Linked DNA regions of Mus musculus: all the other regions are linked to region 4. A link is a loop called in an ENCODE intact Hi-C map of the cell type or tissue named here. Cell type or tissue: heart. All regions are shown on one strand.

Region 1 (5,000 bases), 240 kb before region 4:
ACAGACAGGAACTGAGCAGGAGGCCACAGGAATTCCAACAAAGGTAAGATTGCTAGGATTGACCCCTGTAGCCACCATCACAGGAGCCTGGTAGAAGCTGGAGCCTTACAACAAGCAGCAATTGCAATTTGAAGTTTATGTACATATAACATATGTCTGTGTACACATTTCATATATATATACACAAAAATTCTCCAGTAGCCACAGCAAGTATTTAGAACTAGACCAACACGTTTCTTCTTAGGGAGTGTCCATCAGATGCTTGGGAATCATAGTATGGGTGGCAAGAAGCAGACAGACTGGTCACCCGTGTGTGTCCTGGAGGGCACCATCCACTTCCTAGGCCAAGCATAGTCCAGAAAGCTGGACTGGCAGGGGTGAGAAAGGGCTACAGGCCCCAAAGGGGCTTGTAGTCTCCCAGGAAATTCCCTTGGTCCCCAGAAGACCACTGGGCAGGGCCATTGCTTACAGTCACAGCCTGGCCTCACCTCCGGCCTTCTTTCCCCTAGAACCCCACAGGTGAAGGGCTGTACTCACTAGAAAAGACAGAGAGCCCAGCTCCTGACAGCTGCTGCTCACAGCACTGCTGTCCCCAGGCAAGCAGTGGCCAACCCTTGCCCTGGACCAGGGTCTCACATCCTGACTTTAACAAGCGCAAGATAATTGTGCTTGCTGAAACACACACTTCTGGGAACAACAGAATCAAGGCCAGCCTCCCCTAGCTCCTCTGGGCAGTGGTTACTGAGACCAGCCAGTCCAGGTAGTCTCTGAAGGCATCATGGTGAGTGAATGAGAAGAGAAGGGAAGACTCTGGGAAAAGGCACATCTAGTGTAAAGGTTTGGAGACAGGAATGGGCCTGGTGTACTCAGTAGAAGCAAGAAAGCCTCCTGGGAGGAAAGCGGGAAATAGGAGAGGTGTTCACTCACTGCTGCTGTGGGCTGAGGCCTCAGCCAGGACTTAATCCCGATGCGATGATACTGAAGGGGTGCGAGGAAAGAATTGGGACCCCTCCATCAGAGAACACACCTGTCGAGGCCTTCACATCAGAAAAAACAAATCAGGAAGCAAGCTCAGGCCATAGAAGACACCCAGGGACCTGGCCCTCGCCTGACCAGGCAAGATCTCTGGGCACTCACTCCGTGGAGCCCCAGGAAGCAGAGACAGGCATTGTCTGGCCTGCTGACCTCGATTCTGTGGGGCCAGGCTTGGCCAGGACCCAGGCTGGTGGCAGGGCTGGGCACAGGAGACATCACGCCTCAGGCCCCAGCACCAGGACCACGGCACCTGCCCCAGATTAGATTCTCCTTTCTCATTACCGCTGTAATGGGTCCTTCAGACCTCATTCCAGCCCTAGATATTATCTGACCCGTATAATTAATTAATTATCGCCCAAATATTATAGATTATTAAAAATAGCATAACTAATAGTGTAATATCTCAAGCTGTCGACTTTAATAGTCAACATTGTCTTGGCAGAGCTTATCAGCCCAGGACACCCGGTGAGAATATTGATTCCGGGTAATTTTAGCCGTCATCTGCCATCCTGACGGGATTGTCAGGCCTCACCCAGGCCGGCCTCATTTGAAATCGTTAAACCGCTGCTCGGCTCACAGCGGATCTTAATGTTTCCTTTTTCTCCCCTTCAATATGTTTCAGCAACAGAGAAGGAAATAAATAGAGAAGTGGAGGGGGGAGGACGACGCGAGGGAGAGGGACAGCCTGCACCCCTGGAGAGCGCAGGGGTGACAGCCTCGCCCCTGCACTCGTATTGGTCTTTTCTGGGGTTCTCCGGTCTCAGCCCCCTGTGCTGCGGAGCAAAGGGTGGGGATCCCCACAGACCGACACCCCGTTCAGCCACGCGCGCTCGTGCCCAGGGACGCAGGCGCAAAGCCAGGTCCGGCCGCACCGGTATGCGGTACCAGGACTCTGGCGTGTTCTCTGCACGGTCCGATCCGTGCATGCCTGACTACACTTTAGGCGTTTGGATTCCAGCCTCGGGACCCCCGTCCTGCTCACCCAGTTCTCCCGAGCGCAGACACGAATCGCTGCAGTTCTGCGCCGTGTCGGCAGGGGGCGGGCGGGGGCCGTGGGCGAAGCGATAGTGTGTCTTCACCTGGGCAGTCGCAGGGCCCCTCAGTGGCGCAGCCCTCCCTCGTGAGCTGTCTCCTCTCAGTACTCAAGCACCCAGGTCTCCGACATCCACCGTTAAACACCCGCTACATCGCAGACACGCCCCCATCCAGAGGACACGCCTCTCCGCACTCCACACTCCTTCCCCAGAACATCTTTTACCCCATGACATGCTCCCAACCCCCTAACTCCCACCCCTGCAGACACTTTTCTCTTGAAGATAAAGTCCCCTGACACCTGGACATCCTCCTACTCCGACAACATGCCCCCTTCCCAAGACACTCTCTCACCCAGAAAACTTGCCCCTTATCCCCACCCCAAGGATATGTCTCTCCTCAGGACACCCCGTCAGGAGGATAACGTCCACCCTGACAATACACCCCTTGACCTCGACGACATGCCCTTGGATCTCCTTTCTCCTCCCCTTGGATCTCAAAATCCCCCTTCCTGGTTTCCTGTAATGTAAAATAGTTTCTCAGCCTTCTAATTATGATTCATGTTCATAGTAATAATTTAATAATCAAGGACTGCGCTAGAGCCATTAACCTCAATTAAGCTCATTGTTTGGTGACCAGTTCCTCTCCACATGCCCTTCTGACCCAAGTGGCCCTGTGGGCACTTAGGTTGTGTGTGTGTGTGCCAGCTGGAAGACTTCATTGTGTTCATTTACTGAGCACCTTCTGTGTACTTGACCTGAGCTCCTTCCCTCACCTTCTTGCCCCTCTTTAATGTTGGGGTACAGTCTCTAGAAGTCCTCCTACTCACCCCTCCCTTTCCCCAGGGGGCCTCTCTATTTACCCATTGTCCCAGCTTCCCAGACTCCCCAGTCCAATACAAGCTAGCCCTCCTCCACAGTAGAGCAAAGAACCCCCCCACCCCCACTGTCTCCATTCCAGAGCCTTCCCTAAAGCCAATGGGAATGGGATGACATTCTCCCTGGTAACAGGAGCCCCAGAGCCTCCCCCATAACAAAGACTGTGCCAATCTTACTTATCCCTGATCCCAGACTCACCCTCACAAGAGAAGCGCTGAAGGTGTCTAAATAAATGATAAATGGAAGAAAGCCCCTAGAGTATCATGTGAGTCACACTGTCTGTAGGGGTGTCCAGTGGCCCATAACCACTGGACAGGACAGAGATGGGCAAGTCAGTTGATGGACACATGGAACTGAGACAGAGAAGCCAGGTGAGGTGGGCCCATTCTCTACGCTGGGTTGGGTGCTGACAGGTCACATGCTGACTCCAAGCTGCTGGGCCTCCAGCAGCTAAGCTGCTGCTGTGGGGCTGCAGTGTAAGAAGCAGAGAGCTCTACAGCTTGAGCCTGCACTGGTCCTGTGGCCAAGCTTGGCTTCAAGAGTACAGGACAGAGACAATCTCCAGCAGGCTATGGTGCAGTACGAAGATGAAAAGAATAAAGAATTACAGACAAATAAACCAACCTGCTACATTTCTGACTAAAGCTCCCCTGGTAATGTAGCGAACACCGGGGAGGAGGGACAAGAAGCATTATCAGGGTCAGCACAATGCAACCTGACCCTGGAGGCTGTGTGTTAGAACTGTGTGGTGCTGGAAAGCTGCCTTCCACCCTTCCACCCCTGTGCAGGCTAATTCCCAGGTCTCTTATGGCCTCTGGGAAGGCTGAGCCTAAGGCAGGGATTCAGATGCCTGATAGTCCCAAGACCAACCAATCAACAAACAAACAAACAAAAAAACAAAAAAAACCAAACAAACCAAAATGAGGGTATAGTAAACTGTGAACGGATGTTTCTTTGTGAAAGTCCATGTAGTCTGATTGGAAGGGAACTCTGGAGTGACTCATGCCAGCCTCCTTGTTCCCAATTCTCTCTGAGAGCAACATCCCTTCCAGACAATGGCACTGACAACAGCCAGCCAAGATGGGCATGCCTGGATATAGGCAGGCCTCACCTGCAGCCATAGGTGCACCATAGAGTGCCCAGTGCCAGACTACTCTGAAGATGTGGCAAAGCAGAGTGGATGGCAGAGCCAAGAGTCACCAGGGACATTTTCTACCCACAGGAGCTAGGCATATTAGTCTGATGGCAAAGGTGCACGCCCTTGGTTGAAACCCTTGCCCAACGCTGACCTCTTTTCCTTGTGTGTGCAAGTTTGCAGTTTTCATTCTACCTCTATCTTAATGAGAGGCACAGGACCAAGTCACACACAGTGTTCAAGAGTCCAGTTTGGCCAGAGCCACGTGAACAGAGAAATGCCCCTGCATGTGTTAGAGTAAGGCATGGCCATGGTTTACTAACTGCAAGACAAGATAGGGTAAACTAAGGCCAAAGAAGAGAATGATATGCTCAAAGCTATCCAATCAGTAGGCAGAGGGGTTTTAATGTGAACACTGGTACTCCTGACCAGTGTTTAAAGTGAAAAGTTGAAGCTGGTGAGATGGCTCAGCAGGTAAGAGCACTGACTGCTCTTCCGAAGGTCCTGAGTTCAAATCCCAGCAACCACATGGTGGCTCACAGCCACTCGTAATGAGATCTGATGCCCTCTTCTGGTACGTCTGAAGTCAGCTACAGTATATTTATGTACAATAATAAATCTTTGGGCCAGAGTGATCGGAGTTGACCAGAACAAGCAGAGGTCCTAAAAATTCATTTCCCAACAACCACATGAAGGCTCACAACCATTTGTACAGCTACAGTGTACTTACATACATAAAATAATAAAGAAAGAAATCTTAAAAAAAAAAATAAAGTGAAAAGTCACAGATAACCCGTTTCTCAGTGCCAGGGGCAGATGTCCTGGGCAATGCAGAGACTGAGTCTGACAAGGGGTTGCGATGAGGGGCAGGTGATGGTGCCAGTCTCACTGGGAAGAAACTGATGTGCTCCCAGGTCTGA
Region 2 (5,000 bases), 170 kb before region 4:
AGCAAATGCTCACAATAAGATATAATAAGCCCAACTCTTTGTATAGCAGAGACATCCGAGCTGTTAAACTTTTCCCTGCTTGAGCCAGCTTTCTCCCTTGGAAGGATCCTCACTCTTAAGAAACTTTCTTGCTTTAGTTGCTACTACACAATCTTTGTTCTGATACATGAAAGCCTAGAACCCCTCTAGAGGTGCCCTCTGAGCCCCAGTGTCAGCCAGACAGGACTGAGTGCATAGACCAGAATCCTCTACAGGAAATGGAGCAAAAGGTTCTCAAAGTCCTCTGGGTTGCTCCTCTATTCCCATTTCCATACCCTATGTAAATCACACTTGGAGGTTTTTCTGGGGTGTACAGCTAAACCAGGCCCAGAATTATTGCAATGTGAATACTCTACCACTTCAGAAAGAATCATTTAAGTTCTCTCATTTTATAAACAAAGGCTCATTAGTGACCAAGGCAATGAAGGAATTTTGCTTCTTAACCAAATAAGACTGCCTTGAGTAGCAAGGCAGGGAGCATCACAGTGCTTCCTTCCGAGGGATTAATAAGGATGAGAACGACTACTTTAAAGATTGGGTCCGGGCTGGAGAGATGGCTCAGCGGGTAAGAACACTGACCACTCTTCTGAGGTTCTGAGTTCAAATCTCTGCCACCACATGGCGGATCACAACCATCTGTTATAAGATCTGACGTCCTCTTCTGGTGTCTGAAGACAACTACAGTGTACTTATGTATAAAAATAAATGAATCTTTTAAAAAAATATTGGGTTCTATGATGGTACATGCCTATGACCCCAAAGGAACACTTAAGTGGAAGCAGGAAGATCAGAAATTCACAGCCAGCCTTAGCTACATAGTAAAGAGGTTAACCTGGGCTACATGAGAATCTGTCAGAGAGAGAGAGAGAGAGAGAGAGAGAGAGAGAGAGAGAAGAAGAAGAAGAAGAAGGAGGAGGAGGAGGAGGAGGAGGAGGAGGAGGAGGAGGAGGGAGAGGAGGAGGAGAAGGAGAAATAATAATAATAATAATAATAATAATAATAATGATGATGATGATGATAATAATAGGTAGCTCAGTGGTACAGTTTGCTTGGGGACAGCATGCTTGGGGCTCCTGAGCATCCCTGGGGGTGGGGCGGGGGTGGGGAGGCCAGAGCCACTGACCCAATCATGAACTCTTTACTCCAACGGAAAAGAAGAGGATCTACTTTTACTGACATAGTGTGATAGCTTTATACCTTACAGAAATCGTCAGAGGCACCAAGTTCAGAGTTTGCGCGACATTCTGGACCCAGGTACACCAGGATTACAGCCCCAGAAATCCTTTAGTGGTTCCTGAGACAAGGCCTTACTATGTAGCCCAAGCTGCGGGGAACTCATGCTACTCCCAACTCTACCTCACAACAGGCAAATGCCACCATGCCCTGGTGATCAGATAATTCCTTCCTAGGTAGTGAATGCAGGAGGTGGCAGAGGTGTACAAGAGGGCAGAGGGTCCACAATCTCCACGGTGTGGGTGCTCAGGGGACATTGGCACATTTAGCCTCAATACATACTTGCAAATTTTCTTCAGTTCCTTCATTTTCTGAGCATTGAGTTGGGATTCTCCTGAAGTTGTGAGCTCCTCTATCAACTGTGAAAGTTTCTGATCCATATCTAGAAACAAGGGACGCGGAGATGCTGAGTTAACATACAATAAATACTTCACGGTCTTAGTTTTAAGTTTATGGGGGACTCCAAATACTGGGGATTACGGCAAAGGCCCTAGGGTGTCTCTGTAGGTTGTCTCCCAGGCGAAGAAGGCTAGCCACCACATTCCCACGGAAGGCCATCAAGCCCTTCGGTGATAATTAGCTAAGGTTTTAAAGATGAGACTAACTCCGGCAGTCTTCGGTCAGCTGTGTGGGTGACGTTACCGCGGGCTAAGGGGAAATGTCACTAAATTTTAAGCAAACTGGCCGCACAAGAAACTCGCTCTCTGCAAGCGACAGTCTCTGGACAACTGCGGGGGCGACTGATCCGACCCTGCGGGCCGAGAATCTGACCAGCCACGACCCTCAGTCCGCCGCACTCGCTGCCTCAGGAGACGTAGTACCAGCGTCCCTCAGCCCCGGTGACACGGCCCGCAGGATGCAGCAGCTTGTTTCGCCCACCCCTTCCGGTGTAGACAGAGCTCTCTCTGTTACAGGCCCCAGAGAGCAGCGGGCACACACTCGCGAAGACCCGCGGCGCAGGAGCGGAAGTCACCGCGACGCGCCCGCTCTGGTCCAGTCCCTTTCAGATGAGGCAGCCACCCGTCTCCGTCATTTGCCTGGAGCGGCTCCACAGCGCAGGCGCGAGGACGCGGCAACGCGGTGACGCAACGCTCCTCCAGGGGGCGGGGCAGATCGAGAAGAACTAAGCGCGAGAAAAAGGAGGCGGGAGGGCCCGGCAAGTTCTTAAAGGGGCGGTGGCTTTGGGTCAGGAGTATGAGACTGAGGTGCAGAAAGAAGTTTTGATCTGGGGATCAGTTCTCTGGCCACCAGGAGGCTCGCGGCCTATGTACAGCCTCTGTATATCTGCTAAGAAAGCTCAGAAGGGAATCTGGGCGCAAGTCCGGTTGGGAAGGGTCGGCCCGCCTCCCTGACCGGGTCAGTTGTCCACCCCAGGACAGGCTATGGTGGGAGGCACCGTTGCAAGGCTGCCCTGGGGTAGTGGTGGTTGCACTGATTGGATGTTTTAAAATGTCAGTTCAGTCTCAACGTAGATGATTGTAGAAGATATGTCAGCTCTCGGCTAGAGCTGCTTGCTCCCTTCCTACAGCTTCACAGTGTTCAGGACTCTGGCCTCTACCAACCTCACGCTGCTTCAGCCCAACTCTTGAACGCACAGACCCCGGATACTGCCGCCTTAGCCGGCTCACAACTCGCTCTGCCTTTCCGCTGTCAGCTCCTGCTTCGCTTAGCAAAGGAGAAGCATACACCGGTCTCCCTGTGTATCCGGTTTGGGGTTCGGGTCTGCACCCATAGAGCGGGCATTCAGCCAGTTTGTGTGTCCTGCAGGACGGTCTTGAGCTTCTGGACTAGACTGTTAAAAGCATGGTGTGCCTACTGTCCCACCCACTTACCTACCCTTCCCTGAATCCGGGTCAGTGAACAAAGTCAACTGGACTCCCCCGACACGTCCGTCCCCTCCCCCCCCCTCCCCCGTTCATTTGTGTTGTGTTCAATATGTGAGGATCTGGCAACTCAACTTGTGATGTTTGGAATCTGAGCTCTTCCCACCACCTCTTGGCAGGTCCCAGTCCTCATACACTCGTGAGATTGATCGTGGACTGTAGTTTCTCATTTTACATGCACAGATTGCCCCCACCCATCCCACCCCCAAAATTTAAAGAGAATGAAATGTCTTTAAGATATTATTACATTTTTTTTTATTGGGGGGTTAGAAGGTGGGACCCTCCCTAGTATGATCAGGACAATTTCTGAGAGGTGGTTCTCTCCACCATGTGGGTTCCACTACTCAAACGGAAGTTGCCAGGCTTAGCAGCTGTGTGATCTCAGGAGTTGGAAAATGTCTTTTAAAGAAGTACAAGAAAAGGTTGTGTCAAGCCAGGCTTGTACATATGTGCGGCGGGGCGGGGGGGGGTGGGGGGGGTCCGTCAAAAGTTGAGCTTGCTGCAGACAGGAGCAAGAAGTGGCCTGCCAGCACTTCTCAGGGAGTCCTGGGAAGGAAACGAGAGCAGATCCAGACTCTGAGCAACTCAAGAACTGTAAACAATAAAGCTGATGAAAGGATTGCAAATCTCTTTTATAAGCCACAGTTCAATAGATTTTGAAGTTCAATATTGAGGAAAAAATTATGACAACAGCTACTCAAGTGATATGGAGGGAGGAAATGGTAATATATGTTCCAAGAGTTGTATTCTTACATAAATCGGTATACTACTTGAAGGTATATTGTGATAAACAGTCACATAGTATATGATGTCATTTCAGTTGATGTCAAACCAAATTCGACACCTAATGATATAGCAGATGTTTAAGTACATACTATGGTCACATAACGATGTAACTGCCTAATGACCCATTTCTCAGAACATACCACTATCATCAACAGAACCCCTAAAGTAAAAAAATTAATTAGATGCAACAGGGCAGAGAATGGCTTACTGACAGCATTTACACAGCTTGTGTGAGGCCCTAGATTTGATCCTGCAGAAAAGTGGGTCATCACTCCTAAGATTGCAAAGACAGGCCAGGTGTGGTGGCACATGCCTTTGATCCCAGCATTCAGGAGGCAGAGGCAGGTAGATCTCTGTGAGTTTGAGGCCAGCCTGGTCTACAGAATGAGTTCTGGACAGTCAGAGCAACATAGAGAAACTCTGTCTCACCGCCTTCCCCATGAGACTAATTTAAAATAAACAAAATGGATACAGGTGAAAACAGAAAAGGGAACAAAGAGCAGATGAGACAAATCAGAAACAAGTAGCAGATAACAGACTTAAGTCTAATAGGAAGAGTTACTAGTCAAAGACAGATATGGTGGCACCTGCCTTTTAATTCTCATACCCAGGAGGCAGGGGCAGATGGATCCTTTAAAATTAAAGTCCAGCCTGGTCTACATAGTGAGTTCCAGGACTGCTAAAGCTATTGGGGAATAGGGAGTGCAGAGGGAGGCTATTTCAACAACAAAACAACAAAGGCAAAGGCCTGTATGTGGGGGCTTCACTGGCATCCAGGCCAACAGTTCATGAGGTAGTTTGCCCATGGCACTGAGATTTTCTTTCAATACCCTATTTGTTCTCAGGCCTAATCCTTTTCCCACTGACACAACCTTTAATGTCTTTAAAAGCTGCTTTTGCTGTTCTTCCAGATGCTTTGCCAAACTCGAAAGTCACTTTAAGGCTAGCATTAAATAATAGGGCCTTTATATAGAGGGTGGGCAGGATCTCTGAAGGTCCACTGCCTTTCACTCAAAGCAAGTAAGAATTGGTCTTGAGACTATGAGGAAACTAAACAAG
Region 3 (5,000 bases), 67 kb before region 4:
CTAGCAGTTTTATTCCCCGGGTAGTATGTTCCCTTACTGTGTTTTGCTTTGTCACTTCCAGATTCAGAGCACGTGTCCAATATAAACAGGGATACACAGGATGCTTACCCCAGTGTGATTGGCATGCAGGACATCGGGGCTCCATTATAGAGTTGGACTAACATCTTTGAGACCCCGGGGGAGCATGATCTCTGGAAGAATGATAGCAGGATGTGAATATGGGCTGGGCTCATATGTGTGTTCTCTCTGTTTCATCTGCAACATGGGGTGACAGCTGTGGGATGTGCCAAGTTCAGGGACAGCGTTGTGGTGTAGTGTGGGGTCATACTGTTCTCCGGAACTCTATGAGTTTGCTTGTCTTGTTACTATTTAGGGTGGCAGCTGTGGTTTGAGGCTGCTCTTTCTCTGCATGGCCCTGCTGTATGTGTCAGCCTGGCTTCCACAGATGTCTGAGGGCACTGTGCCATGTTAGTTGTACATAGTGTGGGCTGGGGCCTGTGGAATCCTGGTGGGACCTCAGTGATACACTGTCCTTCTCTGGCTATTCTATCTTCTGTCACCTGTGGACCTGTAGCAGGTTTCAGCTTGTGTTTCGCCCTTTTCCAGATGAGTCTCATGCTCAGAGAGGTCTAGTGTCCCCTTCAGGGTTCTAGGTGGGACAGACTCCTGTCCTTCCAGCAGCTCACTATTTCCTACCTGCCTTTTGTACTTCATTGGTGAGTGCCCACAGGGTAACCTGGCAAGAAACTTGTGTGGACATTGATCCTTAGATCTGGGTACTGCTGAGGACCCCCTGTCCATGAGACCTACTAGCTGTGTGGCCTCCCGGCATGGTATGGAAAGCAGACATGTCCTGAGGTCTGTACTGCATGGCAGCACCTTTACACTAGCTTTCATTCTTCTAGTGTCAGGAAAGGATTTGGCTTGCTTGGTGCTGGGCAGGGGGCCTGCCTTCAAGCCCCGGGATGTAAACTTCTTCACAAGAGAGGCAGCGGCTTATGTGGACTTGGTTTTGTAGTTAACCCATGGCACCTGAAAGTCTGTCAGCACCAGTGCCTGCATTCTGCATCGTCACACTCACTGTTAGCAGTGACTCTGGGTTCTGTGGGGTAGACGGGTTCAGCCTACCGTGTCTTTCAGCAGTCCTGCAGCAGCTGCAGCGTCCTTGTCCCTCTGGGGCTGAGGGCCATGCTCACAAACATGTACTATCTTTCTCAGAGCCCAAACTGTTACTGTGTTGGGTGGTAGCTTTAGAAGACACGCTCATTTTCTATAAAGTTGAAACTTTCTGTGTGGCCTCTTGTCAGATTTCCCTGACTTGGCTTCTGTGAAGTCCCAGGTCTTTGTATGTCCCCAGTCAGCATCAGACCTGTGTTATAAAGACAGAGTCGGAGCTTGGAGATTTTGGGACAGGGCTACATTGGCTTGGGTGGGTCAAAGGAAAATTCAGTAGGGTTGGGATTATGATGTACGGGCCAGGGCTGCAAGGGTTTGTACCTCACTGGGAGCATGGAAGTGAGGACTCAGAAAGATCTGCACCCCTCCCCCACATTGCTATCCCTTGTTTTGAGTGGCTGTGGTGCTCTTCCTGCTACTGTCTCCAGTAGAAATACATAGGGCTGCTCCGTCTGGAGATAAGTCTGCAGTGAAGCTTTCTGTAAATCCCATGACCTCTGTGTCCTTTACAAGGCCAGGGCTCTCTACAGCATTGGAAGGTTGTCCTGTTAAGAAAGGCAGGAAGGGAAGTAGTCTCCAATAAGCTGGAAAGTCGTGTTCTTCCAGTGAAAATAGTTTTCCCAACTGGCTTTGGAACAGGCAGGTGTTCTAGGATGTCAAGACTGGCAGTATTTGTTGTAACACACACAGGCAAACTGCTACACATAGACACAAAGTAGCCAGCATGATTGGAAATGTGGCAAATCCACGCCCTTTATTGTGTTTTTATTCTGTGTCTTCCCTGACGTGTGGTATAAGTCACAGCTGGCTGTGGAACACTCTGGTTTCTCACAGACACCTTCCCTCAGTGCCACCTCACTGTCCTGCTCTACTTTACCTGTTCCTTGGGCAGTGCCTGCCCTGGAGGTTCATGTAGCATCGCTTTGCCTCCTGTTGTCCTTACTTTTCAGCTCCATTCTTACCAGGTAGCAGGCACTTACAGATTTGGCCTCCACCTGATCTGAGTTCTAGGTTTTGTCCTCTGACCTCCAGATGTGGGCAGGGACCAGGCTACAGGACAGTTTTTGTAACTAGAGAGCGCTACTTGGGATTAGAGCTGGTCTTGTAATCCAGAGGGATCTGTGCTTAGAGGTAGGAGAGACACCTCCCTCCCCCAGTTGCTGAGGAATTCTTTCCCAGAGGGCCTTTAAGGAGGATGGGAGTGGCTGAAGGAGAGATTGATCTTGGTTGAAAAGTGCTGGCCGTTCCCAGAAGGAAGTTTTTGGTTGGTTGGTTGGTTGATTGGTTGGTTGCTTGAGACAGGTTCCCAGAGCCCCCACAGCCCAGATAGCTGTTGTTTTTGATATTGCAGATGACAGTGCCCCATGCAAGGAACAAATATTCCTTGCCACGAGTCTTGTCAGAGCTTCCAGCATCCTGACTTTAGGTCTGTTCTTCTGCACTGGCTCTTTAGTGCCCTCTGCTGGGAACGTTCGGCATGGCACCTACTAAGAGGAGGGTTGGGCCTGTGGCAGGTGCCTGGCACGGGCAGGCTGTGACTCTAGGGCGTTGTTGCTGCTTTACTGACTGGCTGTCCATTGTCTGTAGTGTTCATCAAGGCTGGGCATATCTTGGAAGCTAGCACTGGGTATGTGTGCTGGGAATTCACAGAGACAGCTTGTGAGAAAGTTTGTGAGTATTCTGGAAAGAGATATTCCCCAAATACATTGGGTGCTGGGTTCCTTGGCCACAACCTAACTTGGATTGTGGCCATTTGTGGCCTTTCTGGATGAGTTTCCAGAGCATTGACTGACAAGTGGTCTTGTCTTTTGGTGATGCTGAAGGGTGGCAGGCCAGGCTCCATCTTAGCATCCTAGTATCCCGATGTCCAGCTAAACTGAGGGGTTGGCCCTTGTGTGGGTCCAAATGTTAGGAACAGAGACCAGGGCTTTGGGTGCTCAGTGACACACTTTGGGGATTGGGCTTTTGTGCTTACCTCTAATATCCTAGGTTTCTGGGCTACAGGCCCTACCAAAGTGTGTGGGGGGTCACGGCCACACTTTGAACATGACTAGGCAGCACTTTCAGGAGAACTAGGCGACTGTTAGCGATGTCGGGATGCTTCGAAGGGACTGGGAAGGAAGTAGGCTAGGCTGTTGGAAAGCCAGCATCTAGCAAGCTTTCCTGAAAGTCTCATTAAAAGATCCATGCTGGAACATGGTTGGGACAGACTTAGATGTCAGGAAATGTAAGTATAGAGGAGAAGAAACTCCCAGGACCAGCTGGTAGGCCCCATTCTGCAATTGCATGTTCCTGTATTCAGTGTCAGTTGCCTGAGAACACAAGTGTTTGAGAACACTTGAAGAAGTCTGGAGGGGTAGCCAACCACAGAGCCGTTCCTCGGTTCACATAGATGACTCGAGGGCTTGCCCTAACCTAGAATCACAAACTCTGAGTGAGTGAGTGAGTGCCTTGCTGTCCAGGTTGGTCTTCCGGCTGCTGCAGCTGGACAGGGCTAAGGATATAGCAAAAAGTTTCGCTCTCATGAAGCGTCCTGGAGTCTGAGTTTTAGCTGGCCTTTGATGGCGTTTTAACTTGTCTCTTGTGTTTGATTTTTAGTAAGACTTTGAACCCGACGCAGGCTTCAGTGGCTGCTGTGGAGCAGAAGCCTGAGAGCTTTGGTTGGAGACAATAAGACGTGGGATGAGGCTCCGTGACAGAACGCGGTTCGGCCTGGGGATTCTGAAGACAAAAAGCTTTGGACAGGCGAATTCATGGTCGTGGAAACCCCGCCCCAATTAAGCAATGTCAGGTTGGTAGGGGTTGCCAAGTGAAGCCATCTCTGCAAAGGAACTACAGGAGGGACTTGGGTTGCAAAGTTAGGCAGACTGACCTGTGGCTGATGACTGTGGGATGCCTGAGGAATGTGCTTGGTGTTTGCAGGCTGCCTTGGTCAGCAGTCATCCAGCTACTGTGCTAGGGGTTGGTTTCTGTAAGAAAAGTGTCCTGAGGGTATGGAGGTGGGTGCTGAGGGCAGGTCTTACCTGAAGGAGCTCGAGAGTCAGTTTTGAGGCTGTGCAAGCCCCAGTTGAGACCAGAGATCCTGAGCACAGCTCAGTAAGGTTTTTTTGTCTTTTATGTCTTCAGTGAAGCCCAGCCCTGGATTAGTGTTCCTGTATAGCACGGTCTAGTTACTAGACTTGTCTGCCTCCTAGGTGGGTTTGTTTGGGACCCTAGCACTGCAGCAGCTCTGTGAATGAAGAGGCACTATAAGCCCACTGTGTTTTAGAGGGCTTGGTCTTTTGTCCTTTCACGTGAATCTTTGGGTATCATACCCATTTTTAGATGAAGATAATAGGCTTAGACCCAGCCTAACCACATCTGTATCCGTTGGTCCTCCATGAGGAGTTGTCTACAGGGTGAGAGAATGGAGTTTCTATCAGTCTGCCAGGCTGGGCAGGTCCTTGATGAGGTATAGGCCACTTCCTAGGGAATAAATAGGCTCAGACTGTCCTTTGAGGGCTTGCTTTATAGCCTTAGAGGATTTGTTGACATGGGCATTGCTCACTGGTGATTCTTACAATATGGTGTTCAAGCCAGGGAACGAGAAAAGTAGATGTTTACCAACACTTTTAAAATAGCAGTAAGTCCATTACCTGCTACAAGAAGTAACACTTTTATGTGAGAAAAGTCACTTTGCAAGTCCAAGTTGGAGAATGATTGGATTGTTGCATTTGTCCACCTCTGTTGCCTGGTGATAGCGATGTGGTCCTTAGAGATCAAGGAAGGGGGGGATGCAAATGCTGAGCCTGTGACCTTGCACATCCCATCTTGAGGGTTGGGTC
Region 4 (5,000 bases):
AGCATTTGCTGAAGGCTCATTTTTGTTGCTTATGACATATTATGAACTCCAGGATCTGGCTTAGTTGCTTTTGCTGTGTGAACACACGAGGGATGGCTTCACCAGGTTCACGGGAGTCAGCCAGACATGCCTGTGCTGCCTGTTGTCAACAAAGGCTCTGTGTTCTTTTTTTGTTTTGTTTCCTTTTGTTTTTTTGTTTTTTGAGACAGGGTTTCTCTGTGTAGCCCTGGCTGCCCTGGAACTCACTCTGTAGACCAGGCTGGCCTCGAACTCAGAAATCCACCTGCCTCTGCCTCCAGAGTGCTGGGATTAAAGGCGTGCGCCACCACTGCCTGGCTAGGCTCTGTGTTCTTACATCTCTGCTCCACTGAACTGAAAAGCTTACAGAGCCTGTGATATGCCTCAACTTTTCATAGCGCATACATAATTACAAATAGGCTCCTACTTTAATTTTGAAGTTTCCAGTAAAAGGCAAATACATGTTTAAAATGGTCTGGAACCTGTAAAACCTGAGGCTATGTCCTTAGACCCCAGAGGTCCAGCAAGAGCACCAATGAGCTGTGTAGAGTCTCATGAAATGCACCATTCTAGAAAGTGCAGGAGATGACCTTGGAGCCAGCCATCAAAGTATGTCTCTTTTCAATAGGATTAAACATGGACCACAGGGGACCTGAGAAAGCTACCACTTTAGAGACAGAAAATCCTTTAAAGTCACTTTGACTGTCTGGTAGCTGGTGACTCTGAGCCATCTTGGTTAGTAGGGGACAAAGAGGCCTCTGGGCAGCACCGGGCATATCTCACTGGGCATGTGCTTGGTCAAGGCTGGCCCCTGCCCCTTGAACTTTGTCTCCTGCCTTGATAACTTGGTTTCTGGGTTCCTGCTCTAAGCCTGATGGAGAAACAGGTGTGTCTTCAGCTCTAGTCCATGAATGCAGAGATGTCTGAGAAGTACGGGATGCTGCCTGCTAGAAGCTGAGATGGGGCAAGTATAGAGTTGTCCATCAAGGGCAGTACAGCCACGCCCAGCATAAGAAGCCCCTAAGATCAATGCATTCTGTGACTTGATCTTGTTTCTTAGTGTGACTACTTATCAATGTCCCTTAGCAGTAAGTTATAGATAATTTTGTGTGAAAAGAGAGTGAAGATATCTTGGATGGTTAATCTGAGGTGAGACGGGAGGAACAGGGTGGGAAGCTTAGTCTGAGGGGAGACAGGAGGAGCAGGGAGGGACGCTGTGCCTGCTCCTCCTCTGGTCTGGTAAGCTCCCCCGAGATCTTCTCTCTTTCTTTTTCAGGTTTTTAATTATTATTTGTAATTCTCTCTATATGTTCTCAGAGGGTGGGGAGGGTTCATTCACACAAGTGTGGTTCCCTGCTGAAGTTGGGGGCCATCTGATATAGGTGCTGGGAACCAAACTCTGGAAGAGCAAGCAAGAGCTCTTAACCCCCAAGCCATGGCTGCAGCCCCTCTCCTCTTACCAGCCTTCCTTTCGCTTTCTGTGAGTGAGGTAGCTAGTCCCTCTGACAGAGAAAGACTGTGAGACTGCAAGAGCCTAGTGACCCACCTGAAGGCAGATTACTAAGGAAAAAGTACTGCTGGATGTGAGAACACTTGGATGTTCCCTTCCTTTGGAAAGGGTTCTGATGGGACCCTTCCCCTCTGCATAAGTCCCTTGGCTTTTAACAAGTCTTATTACAGACTAGGAAACAGGAGAAGGGTGGCATATTAAATAGACACCAATGCCTAAATTCCACAGGACAATCAGACCTCACTCAGGCCTGTGTCTGAGATGTAGCTGCCCCCAGCATCACCCTGGGTTGGGAGTTCTCTGAAGCAGAGCCCGAGTCAGCGATTTGCTTCCAGAGGACAGGGGAGATGCTAAAGAGTAAAGTTAGATTCATTAAGACGCATCCCAAATTATGGGGGATGCAGGAACATGAGATAAACCGACAGACATATGACCCAGAAATTCCACTAAGTTTATAACCCAGAGAATTGAAAACAGGGCCTTAAACAGAACCTCGGATAGCTGTACAGATGGTCGTGAGCCTTCATGTGGTTGTTGAGAATTGAATTTTTAGGACCTCTGCTCGCTCTGGTTGTCCCTGCTCGCTCCAGCCCAAAAATTCATTTATTATTATACATAAGTACACTGTAGCTGACTTCTGACGCACCAAAAGAGGGCGTCAGATCCCACTACAGATGGTTATGAGCCACCATGTGGTTAACAGCAGCACTCAATCATAAAAAGAAGACTGTGAAACTCGTGGACCAAAGGGATGAAAAAGATGGAGGTTCGTAACTGCTGGAATCTTCAAAAACAAAAACAATATCTGAAACTGGGAACTCCTGGAGTGGATAGAAGACAGCAAGAAGAGACTAATGATGTACAGGACTGCCAAACTAGAAGCCTCAACAGAAAGGGTGTGAAGAACCTGAAAAGTGTGAGTTTGGGGGAGAGTGTGGGAATGTGTTTTTTACTCCATTGCTTTGAACATCGTGACAGAGCGCCTGGGTGTTGACGTGTAGAAGTTTCTTTCTGTCCCCAGAGTTATTCACTCAGTCCGCATCAACTTCCTCCTCCTATAAGCAATGCTTCTCTTCTGACACCTGCTGGCCACACGTGGCATGGCACCTCCTTCTGTAACTCTTGCCTGTCTGAGGAAGGGAATAGAGTGGCTGTACTTAGGGCTAGAGGAATCTGGACAAAAGCAAGCAGAAAGTACCCTCCACTCATCCTAATAACGCAACGTTCCCAGAAGACTGGCATTTAACACGAGAGTCAACCTGGCTTCATCAATTCAAAATCCCCCACTGAGCATGTTTTAGGACACACTTTCAACCCACAAATATTTACGGAACCTCCATCATATGGCCAGACACCGTTCCAGGCTTATTACAAGCCTAGAGATTGGGAAAGTGTGGAATAAAATTCCTGCTGTTCCCCGGCACCTCAAAGAAGGCAGATGATTGCACACTTTGCTCCCAAGATGCGCACACAGAGACCAACAGGCTGGCAAGAACAGCCCCATGTGAACAGATGCAGGAATGGCAATGAGCAAGTCCTACAAAAATAAGGTGTGACCACTGACAGACCAGCAGTACTCTGACCGTCCCAACGAGGGTGAGGGTGAGCTTCAGGGGTGTTTGGTGATAGAGAAGTGGAGACCCTGATTCCATACACAGCCAGGCTCTGGAAGAGGCTCAGCAGGAGAGATGCAGCCCTAACTGGAAGTTTCTGAGCATGGCAGATATGAGAGACATCTAGTTGGTCATGTTTGGAAAGTAATCTTCCATAGTCACCGCAAGCTCCTCTCTAGGAGCAGTCAGCTGCCTCAGCAGACCCCTTTGGGGCCCTGCTCCCTAAATTGCGCAATGTCCCATGTGTGCCTGAGAAGAGACACCTGCTCCACTGTCACCTCACACAACAGTCTGCAAATGTCAGGAGGGTCCGTCGCTGCGGCAGTCTTTCCAGGTCCTTGCTGACTTTCTGTCCAGTTATATGAAGTATGGAGAGGGCTGTGGAAAAACATCAATCCACCTAGTTCTTTCTTGGGTTCTGTTATCTGCGTCCCATGTGTTTAGAAGTGGTATCGTTTGGTGATCTTCCGATGGTTGTCTCTCTTCCCCCTCTGTGAGAGGTCTCTTACCCCTAGTAACAGTCTACTCTAACACCCACCTTATCTGAGCCATGCACGCTTTTGTTAATGCATGCTTGGATGGCCTGTCTTCTACGTCTTACTCTATCGAGAGCGCTATGCTTGAGATGCTCCCCACAGTCTGCATTATAACAACTAAAGTCCGTTTCCACAATCCTCCTCTAGCCCCTGATTAGACTATATAATGTACCTTGTAACTATTAATAGCAGAAGAAAGCATGCCTGCTATTTTATTATTTTCTTTTCATCTTTTGTCTCTTTTTTTCCCATTTCCTATCTACCTGTGGGTTGCCTGAACTTCTCATATTTTATTTTGCTTTATCTATAGTGTTTTCACTATAGCTTTCTATAGTTTTATTCCTTATTAGTATCTCCTAGTATGAATATTTTACTATTTTAGAAGGAACATCAAATAATGTTGAGTTGTCTTTAATATTATTTCCATATACAGTGAAAGGCACAGCAGTGTTTAAATCTTTGCTTTCAACTGTTAGTTTTAAATTGGAGAGCAGCAGATGTGAACGAAGCTGGGACATAGCAATGGGGAAGCAGGGGTGGGCGGGTCTCCACAAGGCAGCCTAGGCTACACAGTGAGTTCCAGGCCAGCCTAAGCTACACAACAAGACTCTGGGATTAAAGGCATGTACTACCGTGCCTGGTTAAATATCCTTTAACTCAAGTGTCCTTGGGTTTCCTGATCTCCTCTGACCTAAGAGCATCCTCACGGACACTTTGGTGTACGTAGGATTCTGGTGGCATGCTCTCAGAGCCGAGGCACGTGCCACCGTTTGCTGGAGTCTGTTTCCCTGACATCAGTCATCACTGCCAACGCCCTCCTTCTCTCCTGCGGTCTCCCAGATGCGCCTCCGACTTCCTGCTCTCTAATTCCGGACGTTGGTTGTGATGCACGTGGAGATGGATGTTTTAGAGGTTTAGCCAAGCTTCTTGAATCTGCAAGTTTATGTCTTTTACAAAATCTGCAGAGGTTTTACATTCATTACATCCTCCATTTTTTTCTGGCTTTACATTCTTTTTCCTTTCCACTGGGCCTCGACATATTTTAGACCTGTGATCATTATTCCACAATCCGCAAGGCTCTATTCAATCGCAGCTCTCTCTGCCGCTCAGTCGGGACTGCGTTTACTAGTTTTGCTCATTGGTTCTTCCCACCGTTGCTGAGTCTGCTCGGTAGGGCACAGTTTTCCATGGTCCTGAGTTTTCCTGTCCTGATGTGTTCATCCCTTCCTTTTCTTTTTCTTCTTTCTTTCTTTTACATTCTCATACAATATATCCTGTTTATTACTTCCCCTCCCTTTACTTCTCCCACTTCTTCCCCATCCT
Region 5 (5,000 bases), 94 kb before region 4:
TCTGGCCATGGAGACATCTAGTTTGTGCTGAGGCCAAGCTGTTAGCAGTAAGATAGTGTGCCTTAATGGAATCTCTGAGTCTGAGGAGGGAAAGAGATTGGAGAGGGCAAGTGAGGAGTCCCAAGTCTAATTCTGAATGGGACGCGCCCATGGTTAGAGACAAATCAAACCCCAGGAACAAGTGATAGAGGAGGCAGGAAGGGAGATGCGGGGAATTTCCAGGAGAACAAGGAGGAGATGGGAGAGACTTAGAAGAGGGGCCTTGTGTACTGTGAGCGAAGTAGGATTCCAATAGTGTAGGGATGGAGACGCAGGAAAGGTAAGTGTCATAGTGATGGGGTCTCAACCTGAGGGTGTCCCCAAAGGGAAAGAGACTTGTCAGAGTGATGCCTGGATCAGTGGAGGGGCACACAAGAGGGCATAGGGAAGCTGCTTTGGAGGCTTTTAAGCAGTGAGAGGGTCAGGACACAGAGACAGGTTCCAGTGGCCAATGAGAGAGAGACTGAACAGATAGCTGTGAGATAGCACTTACCAGAGTAAGTGAAGAGAGACCTGAAGAAGAGAGAAGTAAGCCGAGGAGAGACAGATGGTTAAAGATGAAACTGCTCAAGAAGCAGACTCTAAAACTTAGAATCAAATATGCTGGGTGGCAGATGCCAGAAGGAGCAGGTTACTGGTGCCCAGAAGGGTCAAAAAGCTACAGTTCCATTTCATTAGAAGGGGCCAGGCCTTTGGGGAATCCAGTGTTCCTCTCGGATTTCAGGCACCAAATATAAAGGATGGCATAGAGAAACTTTAAGGGTCTGAAAATCGCTGAAATAAGACCCCAGACTCAGATACTATGCAAAACCAAAGAGGGTTTATTTTGCAGAAACCAGCATGTGGGGGTCAACCATTTTTTGAAATGGCGACCCCAGATATAGGCACGAAGGTCTTCTTATAGGGAACTGGGGGAATTCTGTAGAAGGATTATGTAATCTAAAATTTCATTGGTGGATGCTGGGGGGGGGGGTGTCACAGGTGATCAGTGGTCTACATTCCTATGTTATGAGCATTCAACCATGTGATGAAATACAGCTGTCCGGCGCAGACGGCCCATCCTGAGATAAGATATTTCCCCATTTTGTGGTTATCCTCAGGCTGTTCTTTGGGAGAGGGTTTTATGATCTTGTTCTGGATTTTATGGCCTATTCCTGAAGCTAGTGCCTTACGGTCTTTTTTGAAAGCAGGTCTGGTTCTCAAAATGGAGACAAATGGGGTCCTTAAATGGGGACAAATGGGGTTTGCATTGTCCTTTCAAAGCTACCTAACAGACTGCTCTGTGGGTAGAAAGGTTTACTGGGGATGAAACTACCCAGACTAACTCTGGGGCAGAGACAGCAAAACGGTGGAAAAGCAAGCATAACTCATAGGTCAGTCATCAGGACCAGGGGTGGGGGTGGGGGTGGGGGTGGGAGCGGGTCTGAGCTGATGCAGGCTGCCAGGGTTGACTGGGAGTTAGGTGCTCTTGCCTGAAGGTAGTTGATTTTTGGGGAAGGCTAAGTGATGCTTCTTTGAGGGTTAAGGGTGGTTTTGGTAGACAGGAGCCTGCTTTAGGAGACGTGTTTTTCTGGTAATAATTCCATGTGGTAATAAGCTTTTAGGCTTATTTACCCAACAACAATTCTGTTTACCCAGTCAAAGTCATTTTGCTTAGGGCAATGTCACCAGCGTGGTTTCTGTTGCTGGTTTTTTTTTTTTTTTTTTTTTTGGAAGGGGGGAGGAAGGTTCTTTGGATCCAATTAGACCTCTTTTCTGCTCCAGACTATTTTTTTTTTTGTCTTGATGATGACAGTGTTAGAGGGCATTTATTAAAAAAATAAAAAAAATTCAAGCCGGGCGTGGTGGTGCATGCTTTTAATCCCAGTATTTGGGAGGCAGAGGCAGGCAGATTTCTGAGTTCAAGGCCAGCCTGGTCTACAGAGTGAGTTCCAGGACAGCTTGGGCTATACAGAGAAACCCTGTCTCCAAAAAAAAAAAAAAAAAAAATTATGTTTCTTTTCTCTGCCTGCCCCTACTCCCAAAATAACTCTTTTTGAGTCTAATATTTGTCAATAAATGCCTAGGCTACAAGCTTTGCCTTGTCCCTGGCTAGCCCGTAACTTATTTAACTCATACAAATTATTCTATGTCTTCCACATGGTTAGTTACCTCTCCTCCAGTCCCAGCCTGCTTCTCCCTTTTTGTCTCCCTTAGTGTCTCCTGGAGCATCTCTCTGGAATCTCCCTTTATTCTTTCTCCCACTATTTCCTGTCAGCGTCCCACCTCCTATTTCCTGCCTCAGCTCATTGGCCACTGGCTTTTTTATCGACAGGTAATGCTTAGAAGAGATTCTTCTCTATACATTTTAAAATATAACTTTGAAAAATGAGCCATAAATTCAGCCCATGCTTGGGAGAGGGGAATTGGGATCTTCCTCTTTTTTAAAAAACAATTAAATTGTTTTCAATTATGTGTATGTGTGTTTCTGCATAAAGGTTTGTGTGCATGAATGCACGTGCCTGGGGAGACCAGATGCGTCGGATCTCTCAGAGCTGTGAGCCACCTTGGCTCTGGAAGAGCAGCAAGTATTCTTAACCACTGAGCCATCTCTCCAGCCACAGTATCCTCTTCTGGAAATGAGGAGTATAAACAAGTTTTAAGCTTTTTTAAAAAGAACCTTCTTTTGTTTAGATAGTTCCTGTAAGCAGTCTACCCTCTTGGACTCAAAGGCATTAGAATTTATTATTTAAAATTTTTTTCAATTATTTTGTTTTTTTGTTTTATGTGTATGGGTATTTTGCCTGCATGTATGTATGTATGTCTGTGCACCACATGTATCCCTCATGCCCAAGGAAGGCAGAAAATGATTTTGGGTCCTCTGGAACTGGAGTTACAGAGAGTTGTAAACTGCCGTGTGGGTGCTGAGAATTGACCCTGGGTCCTCTGGAAGAACAGCCAGTGCTTTTAACCACTGAGGCAGCTCCTTAGCCCATTATTTATTTATTCATATCCACCTATTTTTACTTTATATGTTTTGTTTGCATGCATGTATCAAGTGTATTGCAGTGCTCCTGGAGACCAGAAGAGGGCATTGGATCACCTGGGACTGAACTCGATATGTGTGCTGGCAATGGAACCCAGGTCTTCTGCAAGAACAGCAAGCATTTTCCAGCTCTCCAGCCCCAGGCATTAGAGTTCATATTCCTCGGTGCTTTTTCTAACCCCAGAAATGACCCTCTGACACCACCATCTCGGAAGGACCTTCCGCCTCAGAAAGGGCATCCGGTTGCTAAACTACTCTGTTCTCCATGAATGATCTGGGCAGGACCTGATACCCCCAGCTGTTGTTTTGATCAGCCCTGGCCTTGAGTGTCATGGAATACAGTCACCATTGGCCCAGCTCTCCTTCTCGATGCTGGGACAGCTGGCCAGCGTTTTTCAAAGGGGAGCCAGGCTGCGATGGAGGTAGCAGGAGAGAAGGCAGGGAGGTGAGGGCTTAGTCCTCAGTGTGCTCTGACTCCCCCAGACTCTCAGCTACTCTTCCTCCAAGCTCTCCAGCTTTGTCATCGTCCAAAGATCAGCTCAGAGGTGCCAACAGCCCCTCCTCTACATGGCCTTCCTGGTGGCTTTTTGGTTCCTAGTGGGAGGATGGAGAGTAATACATGTCTTGTGGGATGCTGCCCCAGGCTTCCTTTCCTACTGGTCTTTAGCATAACCTGTGGTGAATAGAGAAATTCAGTCATTTCTAAAGCCCTGTATATAGGCTTAGATTTTTTTCAAAACTTACTTTAATTGGGGTTCTTAAACTCTTCAATCTCCCTTCTAGCCCACTGACCCTCAGAGGTAGGGGGGAAAGAAGGTTAATAAGGGAAGGGTGTGGTGGATCTGTTTAGAAGTAGTTCCTTGGGGTGATTCCAGGCTTCAGTGTTAGGATACCAAGTGGTTCAGTTCAATAGCAGACATCAAACACCGTGATCCAGCAGAAATAGCAAAGACCAGAGAAGCCTTGCACAGCGTTGCAGTGCAAGATTGTCCTCTCACTGGTTAAGGGGTCCCATTTATATTCTTTCTAAACATCACCTGCTCTCTTAAGTGTCTGTTTTCACATGCCCCCTCTCTTAAGTGTCTGTTTTCACATGCCCCCTCACAAGACAGCTTCTGGAAAAATATCACGTGACACAGCTGAGTTGTTAAAGAAGCCAGGCATTTCCACGTCATCTGTCACCCAACCCAGCCCAATGGAAATCCCAATGGCACCCTTCACTCTGCAGGGCTCCTGGTCCCTTCTCTCTGTGTTCTGATATCAGAGCCTTGACCATATTATGACCTGCAGCTATAGATTTTCTTATGGATGGGGCTCTAGAGGTCTTGAGGATTCCATCTTGTGGGACACCCATTATAGACCACTGGCAAAGTGGCTTGAAGGGGCTTTTGGGTGACCTAAGAGCCAAGCTGAAGCAACCTAAGGCACATTCTGAGTACTAGTCTGAGTACTTCTGAGGCACGTTCTGAGTACTAATCTAAGTACTTATTCTTTCCCTCTGTTTTTGGTTGTTTTTAAAATTAATCTATTTTAATTTTATGTACATTGGTGATTTGACTGCATGTATGTCTGTGTGAGGGTGTCGGATCCCTGGAACAGAAGTTAAGACAGTCCTGTACTGCCATGCAGGTGCTGAAAATTGATCTGGGTCCCCTGAAAGAGCAGCCAGTACTCCTAACCACTGAGCCATCTCCCCAGCTTCCTGTTTGGTTTGTTTGAGACAAGGTTGTACTGTGCCGTCCTGGCTGATGAGCTGTAGAGAAATGCCGACAGGTGGGTTGGTTACATCACTGTCTATCAGGCCTGAACAGAAGGCGGGCCAGTGAGGAACAATGTACAGTGAATGATATGGTACCACCTGCCTTCAGGGTAGGTCTTCCCACCTCAGCTTACCCAATTTGCCGCTTCACAGACATGCCCAAAAGTTTGGTGACCC

What was found. Peaks named below come from ENCODE experiments on the same cell type or tissue, not always from the same donor. Only the 100,000 strongest peaks of a DNase experiment are listed, where the experiment ranks them.
Region 1: a loop joins it to region 4, with 6 times the contacts of the local background. A loop is called at or near these places in 2 of 42 quality-filtered maps.
Region 2: a loop joins it to region 4, with 5 times the contacts of the local background. A loop is called at or near these places in 18 of 42 quality-filtered maps.
Region 3: a loop joins it to region 4, with 5 times the contacts of the local background. A loop is called at or near these places in 14 of 42 quality-filtered maps.
Region 5: it touches region 4 in a loop (9-fold over the local background); 8 of 42 quality-filtered maps call a loop at or near these places.

The regions. Positions count from the first base shown.
Region 1 is chr5:33,440,170-33,445,169 of GRCm38, reverse strand. No RefSeq gene overlaps it. Among named protein-coding and RNA genes, the nearest start is that of Nkx1-1, 8.6 kb to the right of the region's middle. In heart, a CTCF peak has its summit at 2,066; a DNase peak (open chromatin) is centred at 2,194; H3K4me3 peaks cover 632 bases; H3K27me3 peaks cover 4,836 bases.
Region 2 is chr5:33,375,880-33,380,879 of GRCm38, reverse strand. It overlaps Uvssa (UV stimulated scaffold protein A), which reads right to left and starts at 2,184. Exons shown (of 14, transcript NM_001081101.2): 1 at 1,878-2,184; 2 at 1,555-1,654. The coding sequence starts at 1,652. In heart, a CTCF peak has its summit at 2,512 (motif pointing right); a DNase peak (open chromatin) is centred at 2,299; H3K4me3 peaks cover 2,588 bases; H3K27ac peaks cover 2,636 bases.
Region 3 is chr5:33,268,409-33,273,408 of GRCm38, reverse strand. It overlaps Ctbp1 (C-terminal binding protein 1), which reads left to right. Exons shown (of 10, transcript NM_001198861.1): 2 at 3,775-3,967. The coding sequence starts at 3,961. Among named protein-coding and RNA genes, the nearest start is that of Ctbp1, 4.1 kb to the left of the region's middle. In heart, no CTCF peak of the experiment used is centred here; a DNase peak (open chromatin) is centred at 2,638; H3K4me3 peaks cover 1,670 bases; H3K27ac peaks cover 2,626 bases.
Region 4 is chr5:33,201,377-33,206,376 of GRCm38, reverse strand. No RefSeq gene overlaps it. Among named protein-coding and RNA genes, the nearest start is that of Spon2, 14 kb to the left of the region's middle. In heart, a CTCF peak has its summit at 2,616 (motif pointing left); a DNase peak (open chromatin) is centred at 2,626; H3K4me3 peaks cover 386 bases; H3K27ac peaks cover 314 bases.
Region 5 is chr5:33,295,495-33,300,494 of GRCm38, reverse strand. It overlaps Gm20465 (a long non-coding RNA gene), which reads left to right. Exons shown (of 3, transcript XR_001785039.1): 2 at 2,236-2,353; 3 at 2,517-2,717. LOC115486406 (a long non-coding RNA gene) reads left to right here and starts at 3,022. Exons shown (of 4, transcript XR_001785037.1): 1 at 3,022-3,509; 2 at 4,694-4,837. In heart, a CTCF peak has its summit at 3,103 (motif pointing right); no DNase peak of the experiment used is centred here.